Linked DNA regions of Mus musculus: region 1 is linked to region 2. A link is a loop called in an ENCODE intact Hi-C map of the cell type or tissue named here. Cell type or tissue: left cerebral cortex. All regions are shown on one strand. Links, peaks and the distances in the headings refer to the core of each region. The heading gives the core; the rest is flanking DNA. Region 1 holds the start of Mfsd8 (major facilitator superfamily domain containing 8). Region 2 holds the start of Abhd18 (abhydrolase domain containing 18).

What was found. A loop is a pair of places that touch in the nucleus more often than their neighbours do. Peaks named below come from ENCODE experiments on the same cell type or tissue, not always from the same donor. Only the 100,000 strongest peaks of a DNase experiment are listed, where the experiment ranks them.
Region 1: it touches region 2 in a loop (2.4-fold over the local background); 20 of 42 quality-filtered maps call a loop at or near these places.

The regions. Positions count from the first base shown.
Region 1 is chr3:40,839,479-40,855,073 of GRCm38, forward strand. It overlaps Mfsd8 (major facilitator superfamily domain containing 8), which reads right to left and starts at 7,376. Exons shown (of 12, transcript NM_028140.5): 1 at 7,163-7,376; 2 at 1-27. The coding sequence starts at 7,227. It also overlaps the pseudogene Gm2011 and the pseudogene Gm10731. In left cerebral cortex, for the core only: CTCF peaks have their summits at 7,225, 7,430 and 7,764 (motif pointing right); DNase peaks (open chromatin) are centred at 6,243, 7,275, 7,726, 8,258 and 1 more place; H3K4me3 peaks cover 2,204 bases; H3K27ac peaks cover 1,405 bases.
Region 2 is chr3:40,885,724-40,901,318 of GRCm38, forward strand. It overlaps Abhd18 (abhydrolase domain containing 18), which reads left to right and starts at 8,536. Exons shown (of 13, transcript NM_026622.4): 1 at 8,536-8,720. 6430590A07Rik (RIKEN cDNA 6430590A07 gene) reads right to left here and starts at 8,381. Exons shown (of 3, transcript NR_166482.1): 1 at 8,225-8,381; 2 at 1,832-1,875; 3 at 134-985. It overlaps 1700034I23Rik (RIKEN cDNA 1700034I23 gene), which reads right to left. Exons shown (of 1, transcript NM_028494.3): 1 at 14,473-15,595. In left cerebral cortex, for the core only: a CTCF peak has its summit at 8,403; DNase peaks (open chromatin) are centred at 7,011, 7,363, 8,414, 8,875 and 1 more place; H3K4me3 peaks cover 2,341 bases; H3K27ac peaks cover 1,367 bases.

The sequences.
Region 1 (15,595 bases), core at 2,430-10,429, 48 kb before region 2:
TCTTGGGTTTCTATCTCGCTCCATTCTCTAGGTGGAAAGAAGAAAAGGGTTAACAGAGTTGAGAGTTCCTAATCTCAAAACTCCAAATCCAAAATGTTAACTGTGGGCGGAGATTCCCCCATCTGACTTCAGTGAATTACAGCAAAATGCACGTGTACTATCTCCTCCAAAGATCCAGGAACTAGAAAACCCCAAGCATTTGGGGTAATGCACAAGTTCTGGACCTCCTGATCACTAGGAGCAGGTATTTATGCATTAACAATTGGGCCACACTGTGGTGGCACAGTGCTTTGATCCAGGCACTCAGGAGACAGAAACAGGCAGATCTCTAAGTTGGAGGCTAGCTGGTCTACAATCAAGTTCCAGAACACTCAAAGCTAAATAGAAAATCCTGTCTCAAAAAACCAAACCAACAAACTAAAGATATGAAACGTATATAACAAGCAAAATTTATTAATATTGGCTATGGTTACACTAATTCACCTCTGAAAAAGCATTTTAAATTTCCCTGGATTCTAGGACTGTATTAATGCACCACTAGACACAGTTATTTAGAAGATACAAGATACCTTTTAAAAGTAAAACATTTTTCAAAGCAATTATTTCACTATTTTTTTTCGCTTTCAAGTTTTAGTGTTTATATGGTGTGAGTGTGCATATGGTGGCCTGATGGAAGATATGGACAGTCTGGCTAGCCAGGTTGCTCTGGGACCCCTGGCTCTTTCCTTCGATGCTGGAATTACAGGTGGGCCATCATAACCACATGGCATTTACATGAATTTCTAGGGATCCAAACTCTAGTCCTCTCGCTTGCACAGCAAGCATTTTAACCACTGAGCCATGTCCCCAGCTCCCCTTTTCTATTGCTACATGCAAGAGAAAGGTATTAACCTAACAGGATGAATGAACACCCTTTCTCAAGAAAAGTTACATAAAGTAGCTACAAGAAATAGATGTGCCCCAAATGGGATATACTGAAAATTAATTACTATGAGAATGGTGAGATGGGTAAAGGTTCCTGCCCAATGACCTGGATTCCCTTCCTAGAACCCACACAGTAGAATTAGAGACCTCTACATGTATAACATGGCACACACGTGCCTACACACACACACACACACACACACACAAATGACTGGAGAGATGGCTCATCTGTTAAGAGCACTGACTGCTCTTCCAGAGGTCCTGAATTCAATTCCAGGATCTGATGTCCTCTTCTGGTGTGTCTGAAGACAGCAATGATATACTCATATACATTAAATAAATAAATAAATAAATAAGTCTTTTTTAAAAAGATCTACTTTTCTGTAATTACTCTCATGTTGCTGGCACTCATTCTTGATGAAAGCATATTACTTTTGCTGTGAGCTGTTCTGACTGGAATGATGGAACCTAAGACGGTGCCAGCCTGGAGCTTCCTGGACCACCGCCCTTTGCTCTGACATGAATTACCAAATAAGTTCTACTCGTGGACCAAAGAGCTTATGTGATAGAGCAGACTGGTTTTTGTCTTCTGAATAAACTTGTAACTCACTAAAAGTGAGTATATAACTGACATCCTACCTCTGTAGGTGATGCCTGAGTTTTATGCTCATTAAATGACCGTATAAGTACCAAACAGAGTTGGCAAATTTACCTTGATGTGGTTATTGCTCTTTCAACAAATCCAGAAACACTTAAACAGAAAAAGTGCCCACTTATGTTCCAAGAGTATTTTCTTTTGGAGAAAGGGATTGGTTGATTTGTTTCTGTTACCACTATTATTTGTTAAGAAATGGTTCTATGCCAGGCTGGCCACAGAGTCTAAATCCTCTTCCCTCAGTAAAGTTCTGGTACCACGATGTCTGTGGTCCCAGAATATTTTATAAAATAGACTGTGATGCTGTCAAATTTAATCATCATTGAAAAGCTTTCTTTTTTCAAATTTAACGGCTTAGAATTGTCAGAAGGAGGCTGGTAGTAGCACATGCCTTTTGATCCCAGCACTCGGAAGGCAGAGGCACGTGATTCTCTGTGAGTTGTAGGGCAGCCTAGATCAAGTTCCAGAGCAGCCTGGGCTACACAGAGAAACCCTATCTCAAACAAACCACCAAAAAATGGCAGGGAAGAAGAAACATGTTTAGATGTACTATTTGCCAAGGATATTTCATTACTGATATTTGTGTGTTTCGTTTTTATTATATTTACTCATGTTTTATTTTTTACATTTGTGTTTGAGTGCTGTAGCATGCATGTCGAGGTCAAAGGATAAACTGAGAATCAGTTTTCTCTACCCAGTAGATCCAAGAATCAAAGTTAAGGTCATCAAGCTGAGAAGCAATCTCCTATATCCACTAAGCCATCTTTCCAGCCCCCATTACTGATACATTCTGAGTACTTAAAGCACTGCAGATATAATATAGTGACCTACACACAGACCTTTTAATCGTGATATAAAATATCTGAAAAAGATAAACATGTATTACAAAATCAACATACTTGAATTTAATGTATACCATTGCAGTTAATTACATACTGGGAAAAGCATGCATCATTGAATCTCAGAATATGGATTCTTGTATCAATTTAATACTTTGCTAGTATTATACTTTTAGAGACGCATTATTAATCTCAGATGATTAAAAATGAAACACATGATCACTCTATAAGAAGGATCAGGGTGGTAGTGGCACTAGCACTCAGGAAGCAGAGGCAGGTGGAGCTCTGGGCTTCAGGGAGTTTCAGGACAGTCACAGCTACATAGTGAGACCCTAGTTAAAAGAAAAAAATCTTTCCTGGCCAAAAGGCAGTTACATGTTCAGTGCCAACCTTGGTATGTAGTGGATCCAGGATACCCAGGATTGTAAAGTGAGAACTTGTCTCACAAAAAAAAACAAAAACAAACTTTTTTTGCCAAACCCATAATCCTAGCACTTAAGTAACTGAGGCATAACAGGTGTCTCAACATTAGACAAGGGGTCAGGAATTAAAGGTCATCTCTCAGGCTACATAGGAACTTCAAGGTCAGCCTGGGGCCCAAGACACTCTGGGAAGAAAAAAAAAAAAAAAAGGTCAAGATGCTAAGAAGATGGCAAGCTCCTCACCAGCCTGGGATGGACAGACAGCAAGACTTTGCCTCTAGTTTTTTTGTTTTTGTTTTTAAATTTACTTTTATGTGCACGAGTGTTTTGCCTTCATGTGTATCTGTGCACGACATTCAGTCTGACATTCTCAATCATGGGGACCTGGCAGCCTGCACTTCTCAGGGAATATATTAGCATTTCTCAGTATTAGTTATGTGACACTCTTGTGACTAAGAAAGTCCATGGAACTAGATTGTGAGATAGCCCTTAGGTACACTGACCCAGACCTAGTAGTCAACTCTTACATGAGCAAAGATAGGACCAGTAACAGCCAGTAAAAGTTTGCTTTGTTTTGTGATACGGCATCTCTCTAGGTAGTCCTGCTGTCCTGGAATTCGATATGTTGACCAGGTTGACCTCAGACTTACAAAGATTTGCCTGTCTCTGCCTCCCAAGTGCTGGGACAGTTCTAAACTAGAGTTCAAAACAGGATGGAACCAACACATGAACAATACTTGGCTTGTATGAGTATGTATGTGTTCATTGCATTATTAGAGCTACTAGAGAAACAATGGAACACAGTATAAATTGTATAATACTCCTTAATTGGTGTTTCTAATTATATTGGTGGAGTTTTGTAAGGGATGTATTTGTTCTTGGAAAAGGCAGACTGCAATAACATATTCGTAATATCTGAAACTTACTTTACTTTAGCATTAGATGTGTGTGTGTGTAAAGACAATTGACTGGTGAAGATAAACTAATTGGGAAGAAAAACTAATTGGTATTAGGTAAATTATTTCAATCTTTCCATGTATTTGAAATCTTTTAAAGTAATAAGTATATATTACGCTTTTTTTAGATTTATTTATTTATTATTATATGTAAGTACACATTTTCAGACCCTTCAGAATAGGGCATCAGATCTCATTACAGATCCACAGTGTGGTTGCTGGGATTAGAACTCAGGACCTTTGTAAGAACAGTCTGCTCTCTTAACCGTTGTGTCATTTCTCTAGCCCCCCCCCCCATAATGCTCTTTTTTAATTTAGAAGGAATAACAGAATATGGATGTTGATTTACTGAATTAGCATACGTTTTTTATTTTGATGACACATATGTTAGATGGCTGAGGCTGAGCTTTACAGACTTCTGCTTTACAGGGTTGTAAGAAGAAAAACTGAACCTGGGTGTCATGGCGCATGCCTTTCATCCCAGCACTTAGGGGGCAGAGACAGCAGGATCTCTGTGAGTTTGAAGGTAGAAGCCATGTACATAGTAGTTCCAGGCCAGCCAGGGCTACATAGTGAGACCCTGTCTAAACAAACAAACAAAACCTAAAACAAACAAACAAACAAGCAAAAAATGCTGTACTTCTTTCCAAGGGGATTTGTTTAACGTTTACCTTCTATCTACTAGTTCTGCTGTATCCTGGCATTCATTTTCCTGATGGAATTCTCTCTCAAGTAAAACCATGGTGTTCTAATATTTTGATAACCACAGCTCCAGATGGCAGAATGTTTAACAAATATATGACTTAAAATCCAAGAAAAATACATAATACACTGGCATGAACTGAACACCTGGGTAAAACAATATGATTCAGTGAGTGTTTTTGCACAGAGTCTGGGGCAGAGCAGCACTGCACTTTCAAAATTCGCTCTGGTCTCACTACAGAAAGGCAGAACAGCCAGACTCAGAACTGGAGAGCAAGAAGGGTGAGCATCTGGAGAGAGCATACTGATATAACTGCAGACATATGACAGAAACAAAAGGTCTGCACTGTAAGACAAGCATACTAGTACCTGCCTGTTACTGTTATTGCACTACGAAGGAGGGAAAGCAGGAAGACCCTAAGTTCAAGGCCAGCCTCTACCAGACTGAGCTGTGAGCCAGCCTGGGCTCCAAAGTGAGAACTTACCTGAAAGGAAGGAAGAAAGGAAGGGAGTGAGGGAAGAGAGGAGGGAGGTAATGCAGACATGTTAGGACAGAGGGTGCAGTAATATTTCTTTTATTGACAAACACTGAAATAAGAATTTGAAGTGTCTGTAGCATTTCAAAAAAACCTAAGGTAAGGCTAGCAATCTATAATCTTTAGGTCAAATCCAGACACCACCGGTCTTTAGCTTGATAGATAAAACTGGTTTACAGGTGAATAGTTGTTACCAGATGACAAAAGACTAACTTCAAAGACCAAGTTTCTCGCCAATAGACCAACCTACTGACTAAACAATGCACTCATTTAGTATGATCTGCAGATTTTCTCTTCTAAGTATCTATGCTATCCATGACTTTGCCTTTGGGCCTGAACCAACAAATCTAAACTATACACCAATAGGACTATTACAGAAAAAGTGGTCGGCCTCTGTTCTCTTAAATAGAATTCATAAAGGAAGTCAGTTGAGAGCACTAGACACTCAAGAAAAGAAGAAGGATCTAATCCAATTACATCAATAAATCCTGATTAGTCAATCTTGTTTGATAAGGGTTGCTGGCTTACTATACTGAACTTTGTACAGTAAAGTACAAGTGAGCAAACCCTGCAGTTAGTCATAGCTAGGGAATCAACTTATGATTTTAAAAACAGCATACATATTTCCTTTTAATTTTTAAAATGCTAAACACAGAACATAGAGTTCAATCTAATGAACTCTTCATGGACAGGAACATCTGTCCATCTTCACCTATAGATGAAGCCTAACACAATCACTTATTTAAAAGGGAGAGAAAAGTAAGAGAAAATGTGTTTAAGCTTATTTCAATCAAAATCATATTTCTGTGGTTAGCTGTACATATATAACTCAAGGATCCCACACTCTTTCTGGAAAACACAGGCCAGACATGAAATACAACAAAAGAAAAGCAAGCAGCACAAAGAAGGCTAGGAAATGGAAATGCCACAGCCCTATGCACGTGACTAACAGGGAGCTCTAGCCTGGCAGAGCCTGTACATCAGAAGCACAAAATTACAGTAAGTAAAAATAACTTCAGGGTCCCGGCAAATAACAAGCCTGGAAGAAAAAAAGTTGTTGGCAGGAGTTGCAGGTAACATAAATGAGGGTTGCTGACAGATTTCAAAAGGGAGAAGAGGGATGGCCTCTTCTAGGCGTGGAATACGCAGGGCAACTATAGAGCTGTAAGAACTCCAAAAGGATTGCGGCACAGCAAAAAGCAGGGCAGAAGCCAACAGCTTCGAAGGTCTCAACAGGCCTGGGGGATGCAGCTCTTTTAAAACAAATGTCAACACTGCTACTTATTTTAATCACCTCAAGATAAAAATCAAGAAACATAAAATTGTAATCCATCCTCTGGCCTCTGTACAAAGCATGATGCATGTGCCACCCGTTCCCCCTCAAAAAATGAACCTAATAAAACACACACTGCGCTTCAAATAAAAGACTCGATGAAATAATACTTATTGCTTCGTAAAAGTAAGAATACATATTGCTACAGTAAGACAAGCCCAACTTTTCTAAATTAGTGCTCATAAATTAGGATCAAAATGAGAATTACAAGGATGAAAATACTAATGAAACGCTTAAAGGTGTCTTTATTTTGGACATGTGATACTGAGCAAATGTGAGTCATTTTAAGTGGGTTTATTTGCAAAATATGAAGACGTTATTAGGCAGGTTAGGAAAAGTCTAACTCAAGTTTAGCTCTTGAGTGTCGGTTAAAACCACCATTTGGGGCTTTTGTGACAGTGGACAGCTACACAGGGTCAACAGAATGCAGTGTCTGCTGTAAAGGAGGCAGCTTAGGTTTCTTCATACAAAACAAAGGAAAAATAGTGAAGAAAAAGAAGCTCTCAAGCAAGAAGGAATTACCATAACAGGATTCAGGCAGATGCTTAAGACACACAGCACAAGGGCTACAATGTGAAACTGCTGTGACCTTTGTGAAGCATCCCCCTGCCCAGCTTTCTAGGTACACAAGTTCTCCAAGCACCAAGATTCTCCTCTATTCCCAAGTACACGCCATTATCCCGGAGCCTGTCCTAAGCGGCTCCGAAGGCGTTGCTGGGCATGCGCATGTGCAGCCGGGTTTCGGGTCCGGACAGTGGACTCACTGTTCCCAGCTAGTCCCACCCGCCTGCTCACCTGCTTCCGGGTGATCCCGGGCCCAAGAGGGGCTCCCGCTCGGCCTCACTTCCCAGGTTCGCCATAATTCCAGCTCTCGCTAGGCGGCGCGCTGCCCACTCTCGCGACACCTGCTCCTTCTCCAGGCCCGGAGCTGTCAAAACACTCCTACGAGTGCGCTTGCGCGCCGTGAGGCCGGAAGCGGACCGGCAGCCGAAGGGAAATGTGAAGTGTGTGGGCCCTGCAGGAGGCGGTGGTGGCAAACAGAGAGAAGGCCGGAAGAGGTGGAGCAAGGCCAGAGCCGGCCTCTGGGGGCGTGTCCCGCGGACGCCACGCCCCGCCCCGAGGACGTCCTCCCTGTCAGGCTGGCTGGCAGCTCGCCTGCTGTTTTGTACCTGAGCAGATTCAGCTCTCTGCTGTCCGAGCTGAGGCGAAAGTCCGGTGCCTTAAGCGTGGAGAGCGGTGGTGGCCAGAGGCTTGGCGAGTTCCCCTTCAGGTGTGCCTCGGCGAGCGGCCTGTAAGTAACAGCCTCTGTCATCTGCTTACGTGCAAGGCGGCATGAAGGCAGCAGTGTCCTGTCCGACAGAGGGCGTTGGGGACCCCTGTGACCCAACCCTGCTGGCCATCAGCGCCTCACCTGAAAGGGACTGAGGATGAGGCTGATGGTAGGCAGCCGCTGTTATACCCCTGACTCCGCTCCTGAGAGACTTGGAAGTCGCGGCTGATGGCAGCCAGACACTGATGCCCCCGCCGGCTCCTCACTTGAGGGGACTGAAGGTCGGGTCTGAGGAGGCTACAACCTCGCTGGTTCCGGGCCCCAGAACCTCAACTTTGCAAAAAACCAGCCCCTAGGCAAAGCCTGCTTAGCTCCAACCCGCTGCTTTCAGCACCAGGAACATAAACACTCAACAGACTCAGATACTGTTGACTTCCTAGTCTCTGTCCCTGCCATTGGACTTGTCAGCTAATTGCTGCTAGAAGTCATCGTGTGTCTCCTAAAGTAATGTTTTCTTAACTATAGATAAGATTGTCATGTGATTTCATTGGATCACATCTCTCCTAGGACACGGGTAAAGCAGATACTTATCTATCTGATCAAGACCGGAGGTCGAGATAAGTTACCCGGAATCTCTCAGAGTTGGGGCCCAGTCTCAATTCTTGAACTCCTTGAACGCTTAGCGTTTGTCCTGCCTCAGGAGCTCTCTGTTGTGTGGTATTCCCATCTCCTCTCCTTTGATCTTTCATTTGTGATCATCTCATGTGCAGCCAATCAGGCATACCCTACTAGAGAACTGTTAAACTTGAAATGTCTTCTGTTAATTATCTTTGAATCCAATCCTGATTATTAGATACTTCATTGTATTCAGTCCTGCACATTTATCTATAGTAACAGAAACAAGGAGATTCTCGTTATTGGTTCCAAGACTACAGATGGGTAGAAAATAAAGTCCTTTTTTTTAACCTCAATATTCTTCCTGTGTTATGGTTGTCATTTCTAATCCCTGGACAGTTGCACAATTTGTGACTCATATGTAATAGAGGAAGAAAAATTTAACTAGCATTCCATCAAGTACAATTTGGTATATGTTGAAAGAAATTTTATTCTTATTCGGGTCCTCATTTCATCCCTACAATGGTTTTCTAAAGAGGAGAGAGATTGACTCAAGTAGACAAAGAAGTGAAAGGCAGAGAGAATAGGAAGATGGCAGAGGGCTACAGAGCTAACCAACAGTAGCTTGAATTCAAGAAACAGGACTCCTCTAACAACAAAACCTGTGCTGTTTACCACCAGGTTTCCTGTAAACAGAATATCAAGAATATTTTCTCATATTTCCTAATAGCAAAGCAAGTATTTAGTGTTTATTTAAATGAAATAATTTGTTGCTCTGTATTAGGCCAAGTATAGTTTTCTACTTTCCAGTTGAGGTGGCTCACTCAAGGTCACACAGCTAAGTGGGGAAACTCAGGTCTTTCCATTACTGTCTCCAAGTGATGAATTCAGACAACAAAAACACATTCAGTGAGGACACAGACAACTCCTAAAGTCTAAATAAACTCAGAAACATATCAAAGGTAGCAATCAAAGCAACATGGGGGAGGACAAACAGTGGTTTTTGTTTGTATTGTTTTGTTTTATATTTTTTAAATAGTCCACCAAGAAAAAAGAGTCAAAGTTGAAGAGACTAAACCTCTCTGAATGTATTACTCAAAAATTGGGGACTTAGGTATTTGTCCCCCCACTCTACCCCCTTTTCTCTTTTGGTGATGCTAGGAATTCCACTAAACCTTTCAAGTGTTTAACGGGAAAGTTATCAACTGAGCTATACATCCAACCCCTTGTTGGGTTTTCTTCAATGATTTTTTAGAATAGTTACATCCCTCCCACTTATTTTCCTACTCTTCTTCAGTATAAAAGCAATTAAATCAGTAGCCTAAGAATAGCTGGTGTGTGTGTGTGTGTGTGTGTGTGTGTGTGTGTGAGAGACAGAGACAGAGACAGAGAGACAGAGAGACAGAGAGAGAGCGAGCTAGAGAGATTTTAATGTGTGACATGGGCTGGAGAGTTGATCCAGACCTTAAAAGCACTTATGGCTCTTGCAGAGGATCAAAATTCAATTTCCACATGGTAACATGTCATCTAATTCTGAGGAATCTGATGCCCTCTTTAGACATCAATAAGCACTAGGAACATGCATGCATACATACACTCAGACAAATAAACATTTAAAAAATGAAAATTATGTCTCTTGGGGGGGCAAGAGGGAAGTTGGCACACATGGTAGATTAAAAAAATATTACATTTTTACAATCTATTTTGCAGTACACATATGCTACAGAGGATACGAGGAGGTCAGAGGACAGATTGCAGAAATGGGTTTCTCACCACAATGACAATTTTGAAATTTACTTATGCCTTTGAGATCACATACATAAAAGTCTAGGAAGAGCCAGGCAGTGGTGGCACACTTGGGAAGCAGAGGTAGGCTACTCTCTATGACTTGAAGGCAAGCCAGGACTACACAGAGAATCCCAGTCTCAAAAACAAACAAACAAACAAACAAAAGTCTAGCAAGAAAAAGTAATGTTTGTTTAAATACTTAGATATCAAAGTAATAGGAGATTAAAAAGTACTAGATGGAGTAATATTTGTAGATTGTGAGTGCCACGCTAGCAATAAAACTCATTTCTAGGAAAGACATTCTATTCCTTGGCACTGTGATGGCACTTCTATTTTTGTTCCACTTTGTTTCTTCTCTGCACACTTGCTATTTAAAAACACAGATGTCCCTTGTATCCATTGGTACTTCAAAAGGGATTGCTATTTCTACAGGATCTCACTGGTGTCTTGCTTGACCTGAGGGCTTTTAGTGCCTGGAATAGCTCCAGATGGCACTTTAATGTAAACTGATGTTGTCTTTATCCCAACTCAGAAGATTCATAGTTCTGGATATCCTGAACATAGCCAGCTCTGCCTAGAAAGATTTTTTTAGAGGATGTGAAAATGGCTCAATAGGTAAGAGCACTTTTTATACAAGCAGGAGGATCTGAGTCGAAGGAACCAACATTTTGTAAAAGACTGGTCACTGATACTTGTGTCTATGACGCTACTACCATGCGAGTGATGTATATAACTGTCATGTAAACCTACATACATGCAGCATACACACATACACAAATACACACAAAAAAAAGAAGGAACTATATCATTTAGACATTCAGAAATCATTTTATACTGCTCTGAGACTGAAATTGGATTTTTGAATATCTGTATAATACCAAATTTCAAAACCAAATACATAATAAGCCCTATATGTGTTTGATTTGTTTTCTGTTTTTTACCTGTGAGATACGTGATAGTAGGTAAATATAGCAAGAAACTATGCTGCCTCTAGACTTGAAGTGGTCTATTACATAGAAAAGCAAAGTGATGTGGGAAATTTTGCAGTACTGGGTTAAAAAACAAAGGAGTGAACAATTTGGTATGTAATGAATATTGTTCACTGCAAAATAATGGAAATTTCATTGTCATTAGGTACTTTATTACACATGCAGAAATTAATATAATTTTTAAAAAGTGCTCTGGGCATGTTGGCATTTGCCTTTAATCCTAGCACACATGGGCCAAAGATAGATCTCTACGAGTTTCAGTCCAGCCTGGTCTACATAGTGAGTTCCAGGACAACCAGGGCTATGTAGAAATAAAAAAAAAAAAAAAAGCTTGTAATAGTACACTGTTTCTTGTTGAAGATTATTTGGGTTTTGTTTGTTTTCTCAAATATAATTGATTTAGTGTCATGATACGTGATATTCCAAAGGTGAATGTAGATCCTAGTATACTTGAGGAAGACAAGACCTTTATTATAGTATACAACTGCTCTGCAATTTAATAAATACATACAAAAATATGAGTAATAAGTTTATGAACCATCACAGAAAGACCTAAGTAGTAAAATAATTTAAATCAATGTTAGCTTCCTGTCTCTGTGACAAAATACCTCAAAAAACAACCTAAACTGAAAAACACATTAAACACTTTTCTATTGTAATAGAAACACCATGACCAAGGCAACTTCTAGAAGTTTATTTGGAGGGTCTAGTTTCAGAAGGTGAGTCAGTGACCATTGTGGTGAGAATGTGGCAGCAGGTAGGTATGGTGCTGGGGCAGTACCTAAGAGCTCACATTCTGATCAACAATTATGAGTCAAAGAAAACTAACTGGGGATGGTGTTTGGAACCCCACAGCCCACCCCCAGTGACACCTCCAACAAGGCTATGCATGCCCCTAATCTTCTCAAATAGTTCTACCAACTATGAACCAAGTATTCAAATATATGAGCCTATTGGGCCATTCTCATTCAAACTACCAGGAAAAGGTTATCTGAGCTCATTGTTTCCGAGTTAGTGTTCATTTGATGGCTTTGCTGTTAGACCTGTAGCAAGGAAGAACATCATGACATGGAACTTATGGCAGAGAACCTCCTTTCCAGTCATGGACTGGGAAGGAGAGAGATAAAAAGACAGAGTAGAAAGGGACCCAGGCTCTTGATATACCTCAAGCACACATACCCAGGAACTAAACCATTTCATAAGGTTGTACCACTTCCCTGTACACTGAGCAGCAAATCTTTAGAATACTCAGAGAACATTTCAGATCCAAACCATAACTGTTCGTCATTTAGAATTGTATTTCTGTAAAATGTATCTCCATCCTACCCCATATATCCAAAGACCCGAGATCATTTGGGAGTATGAAACATTTTTAACTTGTTTGTATTTGTATATAAACACATGTTGTGGTGTGCAAGTGGAGGCCAAAAGACAATTTACAGAAGTCAGTTCTCTCCTTCCAAACATGTATGTCCTGGGGATCAAAGAAGTATCAGTCATGGTGCCAATACTTTTAATTACTGAGCCTTCTCACCAGCCGTAGATTTCTGTTAACAGGGTAAAGGATACACTGACTTAAGTGATTCTGGGGATCCATCCCATAGTCAGCCACCAAACCCAGACACTATTGCATATGCCAGCAAGAGTTTGCTGAAAGGGCCCTGATATAGCTGTCTCATGTGAGGCTATGCCAGTGCCTGGCAAATACAGAAGTGGATGCTCACAATCAGCTATTGGATGGATCACAGGGCCCCCAGTGGAGGAGCTAGAGAAAGTACCCAAGGAGCTGAAGGGGTCTGCAACCCTATAGGTGGAACAACAATATGAACTATCCAGTACCCCCAGAGCTCGTGTCTCTAGCTGCATATGTAGCAGAAGATGTCCTAGTCGGCCATCATTGGGAAGAGAGCCCCCTTGGTCTTGCAAACTTTATATGCCCCAATACGGGGGAATGCCAGGGCGAAGAAGTGGGAGAGGGTAGGTAGGAGAGCAGGGTGGGGGGAGGGTATAGGGAACTTTTGGGATGGCATTTGAAATGTAAATGAAGAAAATATGTAATAAAAAATTAAAATGTTTTTAAAAGTTCAATTTTGTATACATTAATATATCATTAATCCCAGCACTCAGGGGGCAGATTACTGTGAGTTCCCAGGCCACCTAGGGCTAGATGGTAAGACCCTATCTAAAAGGAAAAAGAAAAATAATAATAATTGTTTCAGTAGAAAATGTATATAGTGGAGATATGGAGATGAGAATATTTTAAAAAGATCTTCCAGTTGCATGAGTGGAGGTAATGATTGGAAGTTTATGGTCAGCCGTAATTACGAAATCCTGTTTCAAAAAGAAAACCATAAAAGCCAATTTCCGTTTACCATTTCTTTAATAACTGAAATACAAAGTACTAATTGACAAATTTACTCTGCAGGGAAGTGTTAATTTTAAGTAACAGTTTTAAGTGAATGGAAGAATATAAACATGATTTAAACAAACTGCAAAGAGCCAGTTGGCTTATAAATAAGTGGTTCCTTAGGTCTATGAAGTCTGTGGTTTTAGTATGGTTTTTTGTTATTTTGAATTTGTGTGGGTTCTTTTTTCCCCTACTAGTGGAAATATGAAGATTTAAACCTGGTAATAAAGGGTAAACCTATACTCAAAGGCTGAGAAGTACAGTTAGTTTCTTCTTCCCATGTAGTATATAGCTTCCAAGGTTGTTCTTTAAGATCATTGTGTTCTGACACTCACAGTGTTGAGTTTGGGCTGGAGCCATGATTTTTCTTTCTAATCAACATAAAATGGAAACATTGAATTTACACACTTCCCTTTCTGCAGAGGTGTTGGACTCCAAGGGGGTACTCTTTTTCTCTTTCTCTTTCTCTTTCTCTTTCTCTTTCTCTTTCTCTTTCTTTCTCTTTCTCTTTCTCTTTCTCTTTCTCTTTCTCTTTCTCTTTCTCTTTCTCTTTCTCTTTCTCTTTCTCTTTCTCTTTTTCTTTTTCTTTTTCTCTCCACCGGGCCCTGAAGAAAGGAAGTCTGTAGTTTTTTACTTATATGGAGAGCACAGTCAGTGTAAAATGAAGAACTGCGGATAGCATCCCAGTGCTGAGCTTGTCCTTTGCTGACAAAGGACCAAATATGAATAACTCCTGTAGTTGCATGTATATAAATTGTACCCCAAACCTATGAGCCCGAAAGCAGATTCTTCTCCACTGAAGCTTCTAGAAGAAAATTTCACCCAGCTGATATTGGATTGAAGAAGATGAGGCCCTGATGCAGGAAACCAAACTATGTAGGTTCTTGCAACCTATTCCTGGAGGAAAAGGCAAATGAGAATGTTGAGAAGGGGCAAAGTAGACTCAGCGATGTGTTCTTCAGTTCTTTCTTAAGGTCCTGGGGCAGTTGTTCCTGGTGGCTTGGGCCTGTAATCCCACCTCTTCAGGAAGCTGATACAGGAGGATGTCAGTACTCGGCCAGCCTGAGTAATTTAGTAGGATCTTCTCTCAAAATATAAAGAACCCAAAAAGCTAAGAGTATAGCTGTGGAGTAGCCGTTGCCTAGTATGAGCAAGGCCCTAGGCGCACCCCAACCACCCCCCTAAAAAGGGACCCAAGAAATAGGTCGTAGTATTTATGTTATGGCCGTTTTTGAAGTGACATACTTCTGAGTTCTTAACTAAGATAACTACTATCATTATATTACTGGGATAGCTGTCAAGAAGAAAAGAAGGCATCAATCAGTTTACTTGTAAAATTCTGTAAGGAGACTGTCCCCCTAAAATAGCTGGCTAGTGCATGGTACTCCCAAAACTGGGTTTTCTTTCTTCCCGTGCTCAAAGACAGATATATTCAGTTCCTTCCCATGAAGAGCATAGTAAGGTAATTGTGCATCCCTCTTCGAGCTCAACTGTTAGGGACCGATCTTAAAACATGTTTTAGGACAGATTTTACATACGGGAAAAGGACCATTCTTGTTGGCCTCCAGATGGAAAACATGCTTCCCACTTTGCTTGTCAAGGCCATGGGAGAGCCTGTGTAAATTTGCATGGGCAAGATGCCTATGGAATCGGTTCAGATTTACAACAGAGAGGAGGGCCTGAAGAGGAAGAAGAGTCTGGAGTTTCCTACGATGGAGTGTTGAGGCTGGTGAACAGTGGAAGTGAAGCGATACCCTTAGGATGCCATACCGAGCAGAAAGCCTCCAAAAAATCCTCCAGTTACTAAAACATTCTTCTTCACAAAGCACACCACCTCCTCAGCTTTGCTCTTGACTTCAGTTGGTATTTGGGCGCTCTTCCGAATTGTCAGCTGCTCCTTGGCCTTTTTCATGTCCTTCTCTACTCGACTCCAGTCAACTTTGATGTAGCCAGTGTGGTTTGCAAGCTGGAGGAGAAAAAAGCCCCCTCCCACTGCTGTGGCAGCCAGCTTTCCAACTTTCTGGAATATGAAGCCAGTGCACCAGCCAGTGACACCTCCAATAAGGAGCTGGGTTGCCACACTGTACTTCTCACCTGCAGACCGACTCTCCTGCCCGAAAAGCTTGCGCCACCAAGGCTGTTTTTTGGCAAATTCTGTA
Region 2 (15,595 bases), core at 4,289-12,288:
CCAAATCTTCCTCCTCCCCTGCTGATAATTCCGAATCCTCTGAGCTAGATAATTCTAACAACTCAAAGTCCTCAAGAGAAGGGTAAATTGACTTAATTTTCTGTTCTTTATCTTTTATACTATGTTTTGTATCTTTACATTTTGGCTTCTTTTCCTTTTCTCCTTTTATTTCTCATCCTTTACTTATTTTTCTGTGCGTGCCTTCTTTTTCATATCTCTCTGTTTCTGACATACTTTCCTGTTGCTCCTATAAAAGTCGCGGCGCTTCCTTAACAGCTAGCTCACATTTCATGTCCTGGATACAAGCCTTAATTAATTTCCATAACGGCCTTGTTCCTGCTTTTACTTTCCCGTCTGCTTCCTCTCTTGCTATATCTTTTCCCAACTTTTCCCAACTAAGAAGCGTCAGCACCCAATAGGGGCAAACCAAAGAGTGAGTCTGTCTATTTCTTTCAAAAACCCGCTCACTGTGCTTTCCGAAATCTTTAAACCTCTTTCTTTAAGCAAGGCTTGCACCGGCCCTACTAAGGGCATATACTGGCCAGTACCCATGATCGTCCTGGACTAAAGTGTTATCTACGTGAAATTATTCCCAGCAGATACACTCGTGCCCAGGGCAATGACAATTAAGGCAATGGCATAAAATCAAGGCAAGAAAGATAGCAAGCAGCACAACCCCAGCGACAATTATCGGATCTATTTCGTATGAAAGCATGCCTCTCAGAGACTCACATTAATTTCTTTATACTTACCAGTACCACCATTCCCCAGCTGAATTGTTCTGAATCCACACATTCGAATCCTTCTGAGCAGTCTGTCTTGCGGGAACACTTCATTAGCCACTCCTTCCCCGCGATATAGTTCTGAATCCTCCCTGTAGCAGGGGGTCTTCGCTCGTGCCTGAAGATGTCTCATCCCAGGTTTTGGCACCACTTCTTGTGCAAGCCCGATTCACCAGCAAAGCAGATGCCACACCAGGATCCTTCTGCACACATTTATTGAGAGAGCTTGATTGCAGAGGCGAAAAGACCCCCAAGCCCAGAACTGGTGCTGCTTATATAGGCCTAGGAGAGGCGTGTCTCACACCTGGATTGGTTATGCTTACTATCTCATTTGCATGTCTCACATCTGATTGGTTAACATACCTCATTTGCATGTCTCTCATCTGATTGGTTAATACTCAAAACCTCATCTTGGCAAAAAAACTCTACTGCATATGTACACATTGGGTGTCTACCCAAACTTACGTGTGGTGGCCAGTGGTAGCCAGCGCCACCCTGCAACGGCACATGTGGCTTCCCACACTACATCACTTTATGTAACAGACTTTCACATCCACACATTTTGGTATACTTTTGGGGGACCTGAAAACCAATCTCCCAGGAATATCAAGAGAGCCACATTGGCTATACTTTACACCAGCTTTCCTGAAAACCCAAATTAATTCCACAGGAAAACGTGAAACTATTCCTCAGAAATATGATCTGTACACTTTAAGAATCCACTTGTCTTCTTGAGCTGCTCTTCCCTCGGGAGGATGCAACAAGGTAGTGACTCAGGGACAACTGAGTAAGTTGGTAACCACAGCTTTACTCTGTCTGCTACTCTCCAGGCAGTTGTCTGCTTCTTGGCCCAGCACCCTTTCTGCTTCAAATGTTTCTGTCTGTACAATAAAGCATATGACCAACTTATACTGCCATTGAGTAATTATTACTCTAAGTTATTCTAAACAGATCAAACTACAAAATACTAAAGACACTCTTTAGACAACGCTCAATAATATTAGAGTTACCTCTACTATTAGTTCAAAAACAGAGTGAAGTGCACAAACCTTTTGAAGATATGGCCAGATGGACATTATCACAATAGAAAAACCTGCAAAGAGGCAGACATGTTTACTTGCATTATAACGATGTAATCACTATTGGAGCCATAGCTTTTGGAAATACAGCAAAGATTTTTTTAAGATATTCTAAACCTGACAATTTATATACACAATGCTTATTTTATCAAGCAGTAAAATGTTAGTTATCGGAATAATAATAAATTCTAATAACAAAATAGAAACAACGAGGTAATTATAGTCCCTGACTATGCTTGATCTAGCAAGGGCAAAGAATTTGTCTCTGTCCTCTCACAGCACACATGAGTGCAAGAAAGGCCACTTTGTCAGAGGGAAATTGTCTGTACTGTTTGAAAGAGCACTTCACTGCAAGGAAGCGAGGGAGCTGGAACACCATCTCAAGGGAAGTAATATGAACTAACTTACTTGAGGATGCCATACTTCAGAGGCAAAGTCCTGATTTCTGATAGGTTTCCCCACTCAATACTATAATGGAAAAACTCTTACACTATTTGTCAATGTTGCCCTTTTTTGTTTGTTTGTTTTACTTTTCTGTAGTGATAGGGGAACCTCAAATTCTAGGTAAGTACTCTACCACCCAGTTACAGCCCAGCACTATTGTCCATTCTAAATGTTAGGCAAATCTAGTCAGAAATTATGGAAGGCCTACTCTTAAATGTTTAGCTTTATTTCTGGGAATACTGGCCCAACTCTGTAATCTCAGCATTTGGGAGGATTTTCTTTTGGAGAAAGGGATTGGTTGATTTTTGGAGAAAGGGATTGGTTGATTTGTTTCTGTTACCACTATTATTTGTTAAGAAATGGTTCTATGCCAGGCTGGAGTCTAAATCCTCTTCCCTCAGTAAAGTTCTGTTATCATGATGTCTGTGGTCCCAGAATATTTTATAAAATAGACTGTGATGTTGTCAAATTTAATCATCATTGAAAAGCTTTCTTTTTTCAAATGTAACGACTTAGAATTGTCAGAAGGAGGCTGGTAGTAGCACATGCCTTTTGATCCCAGCACTCGAGAGGCAGAGGCACGTGATTCTCTGTGAGTTGTAGGGCAGCCTAGATCAAGTTCCAGAGCAGCCAGGGCTACACAGACAAACCCTATCTCAAACAAACCACCAAGAAATGGCAGGGAAGAAGAAACATGTTTAGATGTACTATTTGCCAAGGATATTTCATTACTGATATTTGTGTGTTTCGTTTTTATTATATTTACTCATGTTTTATTTTTTACATTTGTGTTTGAGTGCTGTAGCATGTATGTGGAGGTCAAAGGATAAACTGAGAGTCAGTTTTCTCTACCCAGTAGATCCAAGAATCAAAGTTAAGGTCATCAAGCTGAGGAGCAATCTCCTACAACCACTAAGCCATCTTTCCAGCCCCCATTACTGATACATTCTGAGTACTTAAAGCACTGAAGATATAATATAGTGACCTACACACAGACCTTTTAATCGTGATATAAAATATCTGAAAAAGATAAACATGTATTACAAAATCAACATACTTGAATTTAATGTATACCATTGCAGTTAATTACATACTGGGAAAAGCATGCATCATTGAATCTCAGAATATAGATTCTTGTATCAATTTAATACTTTGCTAGTATTATACTTTTAGAGACCCATTATTAATCTCTGATGATTAGAAATGAAACACATAATCACTCTATAAGAAGGATCAGGGTAGTAGTGGCACTAGCACTCAGGAAACAGAGGCAGGTGGAGCTCTGGGCTTCAGGGAGTTTCAGGACAGCCACAGCTACATAGTGAGACCCTAGTTAAAAGAAAAAAATCTTTCCTGGCCAAAAGGCAGTTACATGTTCAGTGGTATGTAGTGGATTCAGGATACCCGGGACTATAAAGTGAGAACTTGTCTCACAAAAGAAACAAAAACAAGCTTTTCTTGCCAAACCCATAATCCTAGCACTTAAGTAACTGAGGCATAACAGGTGTCTCAACATTAGACAAGGGGTCAGGAATTAAAGGTCATCTCTCGGGCTATATAGGAACTTCAAGGTAAGCCTGGGATCCAAGACACTCTGGGGAGAAAAAAAAAAAACGGTCAAGATGCTAAGAAGATGGCAAGCTCCTCACCAGCCTGGGATGAACAGACAGCAAGACTTTGCCTCTAGGTTTTTTTTTTTGTTTGTTTTTGTTTTTAAATTTACTTTTATGTGCATGAGTGTTTTGCCTTCATGTGTATCTGTGCACGACATTCAGTCTGACATTCTCCATCATGGGGACCTGGCAGCCTGCACTTCTCAGGGAATATATTAGCATTTCTCAGTATTAGTTATGTGACAGTCCTGTGACTAAGAAACAGTCCATGGAGCTAGATTGTGAGATAGCCCTTAGGTATACTGACCCAGACCTAGTAGTCAACTCTTACATGAGCAAACATAGGACCAGTAAAAGTTTGCTTTGTTTTGTGATACGGGACCTCTCTAGGTAGTCCTGCTGTCCTGGGAATCGATATGTTGACCAGGTTGACCTCAGACTTACAAAGATTTGCCTGCCTCTGCCTCCCAAGTGCTGGGACAGTTCTAAACTAGAGTTCAAAACAGGATGGAACCAACACAGGAACGGTAACTGGCTTGTATGAGTATGTATGTGTGTTCATTGCATTATTAGAGTGGATACAGAGTATAAATTGTATAATACTCCTTAATTGTTGTTTCTAATTATATTGGTGGAGTTGTGTAAGGGAAGTATTTGTTCTTGGAAAAGGCAGACTGCAATAACATATTCGTAATATCTGAAACTTACTTTACTTTAGCAATAGATGTGTGTGTGTATAAAGACATCTGACTTCTGGGGAAAAACTAATTGGAAAGATATTAGCATTAGGTAGATTATTTCAATCTTTGTATGTATTTGAAATCTTTTAAAGTAATAAATTTTTATTATGTTTTTTTTAATTTAGAAGGAATAACAGAATATGGATGTTGATTTACTGAATTAGCATACATTTTTTATTTTGATGACACACATGTTAGATGGCTGAGGCTGAGCTTTACAGACTTCTGCTTTACAGGGGTGTAAGAAGAAAAACTGAACCTGGGTGTCATGGCGCATGCCTTTCATCCCAGCACTTAGGTGGCAGAGACAGCAGGATCTCTGTAAGTTTGAAGGTACATAGTAGCTCCAGGCCAGCCAGGGATACATAGTTCTTGCACGCGTTTGCGACCGGCCAGGAAAGACGAGGCAAAGCTTTATTGCTTACTCAGGAGCAAGAGAGGAAGAGCGCGGCAGAGAGAGGCAGAGAGGAAGAGAGAGAGAGCAGAGGAAAAGATGAAGAGAAAGAGACGAAGAGGCGAAGAGAAGAAGAGGCGAAGAAGCGAAGAGAGGGAGTGCCAGAACCCTGTCCCTTTTAAGGAGAATTATCCTCCTCCTAGGACGTGTCACTCCCTGATTGGCTGCAGCCCATCGGCCCAGTTGTCGTCACGAGAAAGGCAGAGCACATGGCAGGAAAACTGCCCCTGCACATGTGCAGATTATTTACTACTTAGAACACAGCTGTCAGCGCCATCTTGTAATGGCAAATGTGAGTGCGGCTCCACACACATAGTGAGACCCTGTCTAAACAAGCAAGCAAACAAACAAACAAACAAACAAAAAATGCTGTACATCTTTCCAAGGGGATTTGTTTAACGTTTACCTTCTATCTACTAGTTCTGCTGTATCCTGGCATTCATTTTCCTGATGGAATTCTCTCTCAAGTAAAACCATGGTGTTCTAATATTTTGATAACCACAGCTCCAGATGGCAGAATGTTTAACAAATATATGACTTAAAATCCAAGAAAAATACATAATACACTGGCATGAACTGAACACCTGGGTAAAACAATATGATTCAGTGTGTGTTTTTGTACAGAGTCTGGGGCAGAGCAGCACTGCACTTTCAAAATTCGCTCTGGTCTCACTACAGAAAGGCAGAACAGTCAGACTCAGAACTGGAGAGCAAGAAGGGTGAGCATCTGGAGAGAGCAGTACTGAATATAACTGCAGACATATGACAGAAATAAAAGGTCTGCACTGTAAGACAAGCATACTAGCACCTGCCTATTACTGTTATTGCACTACGAAGGAGGGAAAGCAGGAAGACCCTAAGTTCAAGGCCAGCCTCTACCAGACTGAGCTGTGAGCCAGCCTGGGCTCCAAAGTGAGAACTTACTTGAAAGGAAGGAAGAAAGGAAGGGAGTGAGGGAAGAGAGGAGGGAGGTAGTGCAGACATGTAAGGACAGAGGGTGCAGTAATATTTCTTTTATTGACAAATACTGAAATAAGAATTTGAAGTGTCTGTAGTATTTCAAAAAAACCTAAGGTAAGGCTAGCAATCTATAATCTTTAGGTCAAATCCAGACACCACCAGTCTTTAGCTTGATAGATAAAACTGGTTTACAGGTGAATAGTTGTTACCAGATGACAAAAGACTAACTTCAAAGACCAAGTTTCTCCTCAATAGACCAACCTACTGACTAAACAATGCACTCATTTAGTATGATCTGCAGATTTTCTCTTCTAAGTATCTATGCTATCCATGACTTTGCCTTTGGGCCTGAACCAACAAACCTAAACTATACACCAATGGGTCTATTACAGAAAAAGTGTCGGCCTCTGCTCTATTAAATAAAATTCATAAAGGAAGTCAGTTGAGAGCACTAGACACTCAAGAAAAGAAGGATCTAAGCCAATTACATCAATAAATCCTGATTAGTCAATCTTGTTTGATAAGGGCTGCTGGCTTACTATACTGAACTTTGTACAGTAAAGTACAAGTGAGCAAACCCTGCAGTTAGTCATAACTAGGGAATCAACTTATGATTTTAAAAACAGAATACTTGTTGAATTGTTCTGAAAATGTTTCCTTTTAATTTTTAAAATGCTAAACACAGAACATAGAGTTCAATCTAATGAACTCTTCATGGACAGGAACATCTGTCCATCTTCACCTATAGATGAAGCCTAACACAATCACTTATTTAAAAGGGAGAGAAAAGTAAGAGAAAATGTGTTTAAGCTTATTTCAATCAAAATCATATTTCTATGGTTAGCTGTACATCTATGACTCAAGGATCCCACGCTCTTTCTGGAAAACACAGGCCTGACATGAAATACAACAGAAGAAAAGCAAGCAGCACAAAGAAGGCTAGGAAATGGAAATGCCACAGCCCTATGCATGTGACTAACAGGGAGCTCTAGCCTGGCAGAGCCTGTACATCAGAAGCACAAAATTACAGTAAGTAAAAATAACTTCAGGGTCCCGGCAAATAACAAGCCTGGAAGAAAAAAAGTTGTTGGCAGGAGTTGCAGGTAACATAAATGAGGGTTGCTGACAGATTTCAAAAGGGAGAAGAGGGATGGTCTCTTCTAGGCGTGGAATAGGCAGGACAACTACAGAGCTTAAGAACTCCAAAAGGATGGCTGCACAGCAAAAAGCAGGGCAGAAGCCAACAGCTTCGAAGGTCTCAACAGGCCTGGGGGATGCAGCTCTTTTAAAACAAATGTCAACACTGCTACTCATTTTAATCACCTCAAGATAAAATCAAGAAACATAAAATTGTAATCCATCCTCTGGCCTCTGTACAAACCATGATGCATGTGCCACCTGTTCCCCCTCAAAAGATGAACCTAATAAAACACACACTGCGCTTCAAACAAAAGACTCGATGAAATAATACTTACTGCTTCGTAAAGGTAAAAATACATATTGCTACAGTAAGACAAGCCCAACTTTTCTAAATTAGTGCTCATGAATAAGGATCAAAATGAGAATTACAAGGATGAAAATACTAATGAAACGCTTAAAGGTGTGTTTATTTTGGACCTGTGATACTGAGCAAAGTGTGAGTCATTTTAAGTGGGTTTATTTGCAAAATATGAAGAAGTTATTAGGTTAGGAAAAGTCTAACTCAAGTTTAGCTCTTGAGTGTCGGTTAAAACCACCATTTGGGGCTTTTGTGACAGTGGACAGCTACACAGGGTCAACAGAATGCAGTGTCTGCTGTAAAAGAGGCAGCTTAGGTTTTTTCATACAAAACAGGAAAAATAGTGAAGAAAAAGAAATTCTCAAGGAGGAAGGAATTACCATAACAGGATTCAGGCAGATGCTTAAGACACACAGCACAAGGGCTACAATGTGAAACTGCTGTGACCTTTGTGAAGCATCCCCCTGCCCAGCTTTGTTAGGTACACAAGTTCTCCAAGCACCAAGATTCTCCTCTATTCCCAAGTACACGCGATTATCCCGGAGCCTGTCCTAAGCAGCTCCGAAGGCGTTGCTGGGCATGCGCATGTGCAGCCGGGTTTCGGGTCCGGACAGTGGACTCACTGTTCCCAGCTAGTCCCACCCGCCTGCTCACCTGCTTTCCGGTGATCCCGGGCCCAAGAGGGGCTCCCGCTCAGCCTCACTTCCCAGGTTCGCCATAATTCCAGCTCTCGCTAGGCGGCGCGCTGCCCACTCTCGCGACACCTGCTCCTTCTCCAGGCCCGGAGCTGTCAAAACACTCCTATGAGTGCGCGTGCGCGCCGCGAGGCCGGAAGCGGACCGGCAGCCTAAGGGAAGTGTGAAGCGTGTGGGCCCTGCAGGAGGCGGTGGTGGCAAACAGAGAGCAGGCCGGAAGAGGTGGAGCAAGGCCAGAGCCGGCCTCTGGGGGCGTGTCCCGCGGACGCCACGCCCCGCCCCGAGGACGTCCTCCCTGTCAGGCTGGCTGGCAGCTCGCCTGCTGTTTTGTACCTGAGCAGATTCAGCTCTCTGCTGTCCGAGCTGAGGCGAAAGTCCGGTGCCTTAAGCGTGGAGAGCGGTGGTGGCCAGAGGCTTGGCGAGTTCCCCTTCAGGTGTGCCTCGGCGAGCGGCCTGTAAGTAACAGCCTCTGTCGTCTGCGTACGTGCAAGGCGACAGGAAGGCAGCGGTTCCCTGGTTCGAGGGAGGGCGTTGGGGACCCCTGTGGCCCAACCCTGCTGGCCATCAGCGCCTCACCTGAAAGGGACTGAGGATGAGGCTGATGGTAGGCAGCCGCTGTTATACCCCTGACTCCGCTCCTAAGAGACTTGGGGGTCGCGGCTGATGGCAGCCAGACACTGATGCCCCCACCGGCTCCTCACTTGAGGGGACTGAAGGTCGGGTCTGAGGAGGCTACAACCTCGCTGGTTCCGGGCCCCAGAACCTTAACTTTGCAAAAAGCCAGCCCCTAGGCAAAGCCTGCTTAGCTCCAACCCGCTGCTTTCAGCACCAGGAACATAAACACTCAACAGACTCAGATACTGTTGACTTCCTAGTCTCTGTCCCTGCCATTGGACTTGTCAGCTAATTGCTGCTAGAAGTCATCGTGTGTCTCCTAAAGTAATGTTTTCTTAACTCTAGATAAGATTGTCATGTGATTTCATTGGATCACATCTCTCCTAGGACACGGGTAAAGCAGATACTTATCTATCTGATCAAGACCTGAGGTCGAGATAAGTTACCTGGAATCTCTCAGAGTTGGGACCCAGTCTCAATTCTTGAACTCCTTGAGCGCTTAGCATTTGTCCTGCCTCAGGAGCTCTCTGTTGTGTGGTATTCCCATCTGCTCTCCTTTGATCTTTCATTTGTGATCATCTCATGTGCAGCCAATCAGGCATATTCTACTAGAGAACTGTTAAACTTGAAATGTCTTCTGTTAATTATCTTTGAATCCAATCCTGATTATTAGATACTTCATTGTATTCAGTCCTGCACATATATCTATAGTAACAGAAACAAGGAGATTCTCGTTATTGGTTCCAAGACTAAAGATGGGTAGAAAATAAAGTCCTTTTTTTAACCTCGATATTCTTCCTATGTTATGGTTGTCATTTCTAATCCCTGGACAGTGACACAATTTGAGACTCTTATATAATAGAGGAAGAAAATTTTAACTAGCATTCCATCAAGTAGAATGTGGTGTATGTTGAAAGAAATCTTATTCTTATTCAGGCCCTCTTTCATCCCTACAATGGTTTTCTAAAGAGGAGAGAGATTGACTCAAGTAGACAAAGAAGTGAAAGGCAGAGAGAATAGGAAGATGGCGGAGGGCTACAGAGCTAACCAACAGTAGCTTGAATTCAAGAAACAGGACTCCTCTGACAACAAAACCTGTGCTGTTTACCACCAGGTTTCCTGTAAACAGAATATCAAGAATATCTTCTCATATTTCCTAATATGAAAAGCAAAGCAAGTATTTAGTGTTTATTTAAATGAAATAATTTGTTGCTCTGTATTAGGCCAAGTATAGTTTTCTACTTTCCAGTTGAGGTGGCTCACTCAAGGTCACACAGCTAAGTGGGGAAACTCGGGTCTTTCCATTACTGTCTCCAAGTGATGACTTCAGACAACAAAAACATATTTGGTGAGTACACAGACAAGTCCTAAAGTCTAAATAAATTCAGAAACATATCAAAGGTAGCAATCAAAGCAACATGGGGGAGGACAACAGTGGTTTTTGTTTGTTTTGTTTTGTTTTATATTTTTGTTTGTTTTTAAATAGTACACCAAGAAAAAAGAGCCAAAGTTGAAGAGATTAAACCTTTCCAAATGTATTACCCAAAAATTGGGGACTTGTTGGCTATTTGTCCCCCCACTCTACCCCCTTTTCTCTTTTGGTAATGCTAGGGATTCAACTAAGCCTTTCAAGTGCTTAACAGGAAAGTTATCAACTGAGCTATACATCCAACCCCATGTTGGGTTTTCGTCAATGATTTTTTAGAATAGTTACATATTTCCTACTTATTTTCCTACTCTTCTTCAGTATAAAAGCAATTAAATCAGTAGCCTAAGGATAGCTGGTGTGTGTGTGTGTGTATGTGTGAGAGAGAAAGAAACAGGGAGAGAGAGAGAGAGAGAGAGAGTGCTAGAGAGATTTTAATGTGTGACATGGGCTGGAGAAGATGATCCAGACCTTAAAAGCACTTATGGCTCTTGCAGAGGATCAAAATTCAATTTCCATATGGTAACTCGTCATCTAATTCTGAGGAATCTAATGCCCTCTTTAGACCTCAATAAGCACTAGGAACATGCATGCATACATACACGCAGGCAAATATACATTTAAAAAATGAAAATTATGTCTCTTGCGGGGGCAAGAGGGAAGTTGGCACACATGGTAGATTAAAAAATATTACATTTTTACAATCTATTTTGCAGTACACATACGCTACAGAGGATACGAGGAGGTCAGAGGACAGATTGCAGAAATGGGTTTCTCACCACAATGACAATTTTGAAATTTACTTATGCCTTTGAGATCACATACATAAAAGTCTAGGAAGAGCCAGGCAGTGGTGGCACACTTGCGAAGCAGAGGTAGGCTACTCTCTATGACTTGAAGGCAAGCCAGGACTACACAGAGAATCCCAGTCTCAAAAACAAACAAACAAACAAACAAAAGTCTAGCAAGAAAAAGTAATGTTTGTTTAAATACTTAGATATCAAAGTAATAGGAGATTAAAAAGTACTAGATGGAGTAATATTAGTAGATTGTGAGTGCCATGCTAGCAATAAAACTCATTTCTAGGAAAGACATTCTATTCCTTGGCACTGTGATGGCACTTCTATTTTTGTTCCACTTTGTTTCTTCTCTGCACACTTGCTATTTAAAAACACAGATGGCCGTTGTATCCATTGGTACTTCAAAAGGGGCTGGTATTTCTGCAGGATCTCACTGGTGTCTTGCTTGACCTGAGGGCTTTTAGTGCCTGGAATAGCTCCAGATGGCACTTTAATGTAAACTGATGTCTTTATCCCAACTCAGAAGATTCATAGTTCTGGATATCCTGATCATAGCCAGCTCTGCCTAGAAAGACTTTTTTTTAGAGGATGTGGAAATGGCTCAATAAGTAAGAGCACTTTTTATACAAGCAGGAGGATCTGAGTCGAAGGAACCAACACTTTTGTAAAAAGACTGGTCACTGATACTTGTGTCTATGACCCTACTACCATGCGAGTGATGTATATAACTGTCATGTAAACCTACATACATGCAGCATACACACATACACAAATACACTATAAAAAGAAAGAACTATATCATTTAGACATTCAGAAATCATTTTATACTGCTCTGAGACTGAAATTGGATTTTAGCATATCTGTATAATACCAAATTTCAAAACCAAATACATAATAAGCCCTATATGTGTTTGATTTGTTATCTCTGTTTTTTACCTGTGAGATACTTGATAGTAGGTAAATATAGCAAGGAAATATGCTACCTCTAGGCTTGAAGTGGTCTATTACATAGAAAAGCAAAGTGATGTGGGAAATTTTGCAGTGCTGGGTTAAATAACAAAGGAGTGGACAATTTGGTATGTAATGAATATTGTTCATTGCAAAATAATTGAAATTTCATTGTCATTAGGTACTTTATTACACATGCAGAAATTAATATACTTTTTAAAAAGTGCTCTGGGCATGTTGGCATTTGCCTTTAATCCTAGCACACATGGGCCAAAGATAGATCTCTGCGAGTTTCAGTGCAGAATGGTCTACATAGTGAGTTCCAGGACAGCCAGGGCTATGTAGAAATATTTGCCTGAAGAACCAAAAAAGAAAATAGCTTGCAATAGCTCTTGACTAGTACACTGTTTCTTGTTGAAGATTATTTGGGTTTTGTTTGTTTTCTTACATATAATTGACTTAGTGTCATGATACGTGATATTCCAAAGGTGAATGTAGATCCTAGTATACTTGAGGAAGACAAGACCTTTATTATAGTATGCAACTGCTCTGCAATTTAATAAGTAAATACATACAAAAATATGAGTAATAAGTTTATGAACCATCACAGAAAGATCTAAGTAGTAAAATAATTTAAATCAATGTTAGCTTCCTGTCTCTGTGACAAAATACCTCAAAAAACAACCTAAACTGAAAAACACATTAAACACTTTTCTATTGTAATAGAAACACCATGACCAAGGCAACTTCTAGAAGTTTATTTGGAGGGTCTAGTTTCAGAAGGTGAGTCAGTGACCATTGTGGTGAGAATGTGGCAGCAGGTAGGTATGGTGCTGGGGCAGTACCTAAGAGCTCACATTCTGATCAACAATTATGAGTCAAAGAAAACTAACTGGGGATGGTGTTTGGAACCCCACAGCCCACCCCCAGTGACACCTCCAACAAGGCTATGCATGCCCCTAATCTTCCCAATAGTTCTACCAACTATGAACCAAGTATTCAAATATATGAGCCTATTGGGCCATTCTCATTCAAACTACCAGGAAAAGGTTATCTGAGCTCATTGTTTCCGAGTTAGTGTTCATTTGATGGCTTTGCTGTTAGACCTGTAGCAAGGAAGAACATCATGACATGGAACTTATGGCAGAGAGCCTCCTTTCCAGTCATGGACTGGGAAGGAGAGAGATAAAAAGACAGAGTAGAAAGGGACCCAGGCTCTTGATATACCTCAAGCACACATACCCAGGAACTAAACCATTTCATAAGGTTGTACCACTTCCCTGTACACTGAGCAGCAAATCTTTAGAATACTCAGAGAACATTTCAGATCCAAACCATAACTGTTCGTCATTTAGAATTGTATTTCTGTAAAATGTATCTCCATCCTACCCCATATATCCAAAGACCCGAGCTCATTTGGGAGTATGAAACATTTTTAACTTGTGTGTTTTTGTATATAAACACATGTTGTGGTGTGCAAGTGGAGGCCAAAAGACAATTTACAGAAGTCAGTTCTCTCCTTCCAAACATGTATGTCCTAGGGATCAAAGAAGTATCAGTCATGGTGCCAATACTTTTAATTACTGAGCCTTCTCACCAGCCGTAGATTTCTGTTAACAGGGTAAAGGATACACTGAGTTAAGTGATTCTGGGGATCCATCCCATAGTCAGCCACCAAACCCAGACACTATTGCATATGCCAGCAAGATTTTGCTGAAAGGGCCCTGATATAGCTGTCTCATGTGAGGCTATGCCAGTGCCTGGCAAATACAGAAGTGGATGCTCACAATCAGCTATTGGATGGATCACAGGGCCCCCAGTGGAGGAGCTAGAGAAAGTACCCAAGGAGCTGAAGGGGTCTGCAACCCTATAGGTGGAACAACAATATGAACTATCCAGTACCCCCAGAGCTCGTGTCTCTAGCTGCATATGTAGCAGAAGATGTCCTAGTCGGCCATCATTGGGAAGAGAGCCCCCTTGGTCTTGCAAACTTTATATGCCCCAATACGGGGGAATGCCAGGGCGAAGAAGTGGGAGAGGGTAGGTAGGAGAGCAGGGTGGGGGGAGGGTATAGGGAACTTTTGGGATGGCATTTGAAATGTAAATGAAGAAAATATGTAATAAAAAATTAAAATGTTTTTAAAAGTTCAATTTTGTATACATTAATATATCATTAATCCCAGCACTCAGGGGGCAGATTACTGTGAGTTCCCAGGCCACCTAGGGCTAGATGGTAAGACCCTATCTAAAAGGAAAAAGAAAAATAATTGTTTCAGTAGAAAATGTATATAGTGGAGATATGGAGATGAGAACATTTTAAAAAGATCTTCCAGTTGCATGAGTAGAGGTAATGATTGGAAGTTTATGGTCAGCCGTAATTACGAGATCCTGTTTCAAAAAGAAAACCATAAAAGCCAATTTCCGTTTACCATTTCTTTAATAACTGAAATACAAAGTGCTAATTGACAAATTTACTCTGCAGGGAAGTGTTAGTTTTAAGTAACAGTTTTAAGTGAATTGGAAGAATATATATATGATTTAAACAAACTGCAAAGAGCCAGTTGGCTTATAAATAAGTGGTTCCTTAGGTCTATGAAGTCTGTGGTTTTAGTATGGTTTTTTGTTATTTTGAATTTGTGTGGGTCCTTTTTTCCCCTACTGGTGGAAATATGAAGATTTATACCTGGTAATAAAGTGTAAATCTATACTCAAAGGCTGAGAAGTACAGTTAGTTTCTTCTTCCCATGTAGTATATAGCTTCCAAGGTTGTTCTTAGTGTCATTGTGTTCTGGCGCTGACAGTGTTGAGTTTGGGCAGGCGCCATGATTTTTCTTTCTAATCAACATAAAATGGAAACATTGATTACATTTACCCACTTGCCCTTTCTGCAGAGGTGTTGGACTCCCAGGGGGTAGTCTTTTTCTCTTTCTCTTTCTCTCTCTCTCCACCTGGCCATGAAGAAAAGAAGTCTGTAGTTTTTTTACTTATATGGAGAGCACAGTCAGTGTGAAATGAAGAACTTCGGATAGCATCCCAGTGCTGAGCTTGTCCTTTGCTGACAAAGGACCAAATATGAATAACTCCTGTAGTTGCATGTATATAAATTGTACCCCAAACCTATGAGCCCGAAAGCAGATTCTTCTCCACTGAAGCTTCTAGAAGAAAATTTCACCCAGCTGATATTTGATTGAAGAAGATGAGGTCCTGATGCAGGAAACCAAACTATGTAGGTTCTTGCAACTTATTCCTGAAGGAAAAGGCAAATGAGAATGTTGAGAAGGGGCAAAGTAGACTCAGCGATGTGTTCTTCAGTTATTTTTTAAGGTCCTGGGGCAGTTGTTCCTGGTGGCTTGGGCCTGTAATCCCACCTCTTCAGGAAGCTGATACAGGAGGATGTCAGTACTAGGCCAGCCTGAGCAATTTAGTAGGATCTTCTCTCAAAATATAAAGAACCCAAAAAGCTAAGAGTATAGCTTTGGAGTAGCCGTTGCCTAGTATGAGCAAGGCCCTAGGCGCACCCCAACCACCCCCCTAAAAAGGG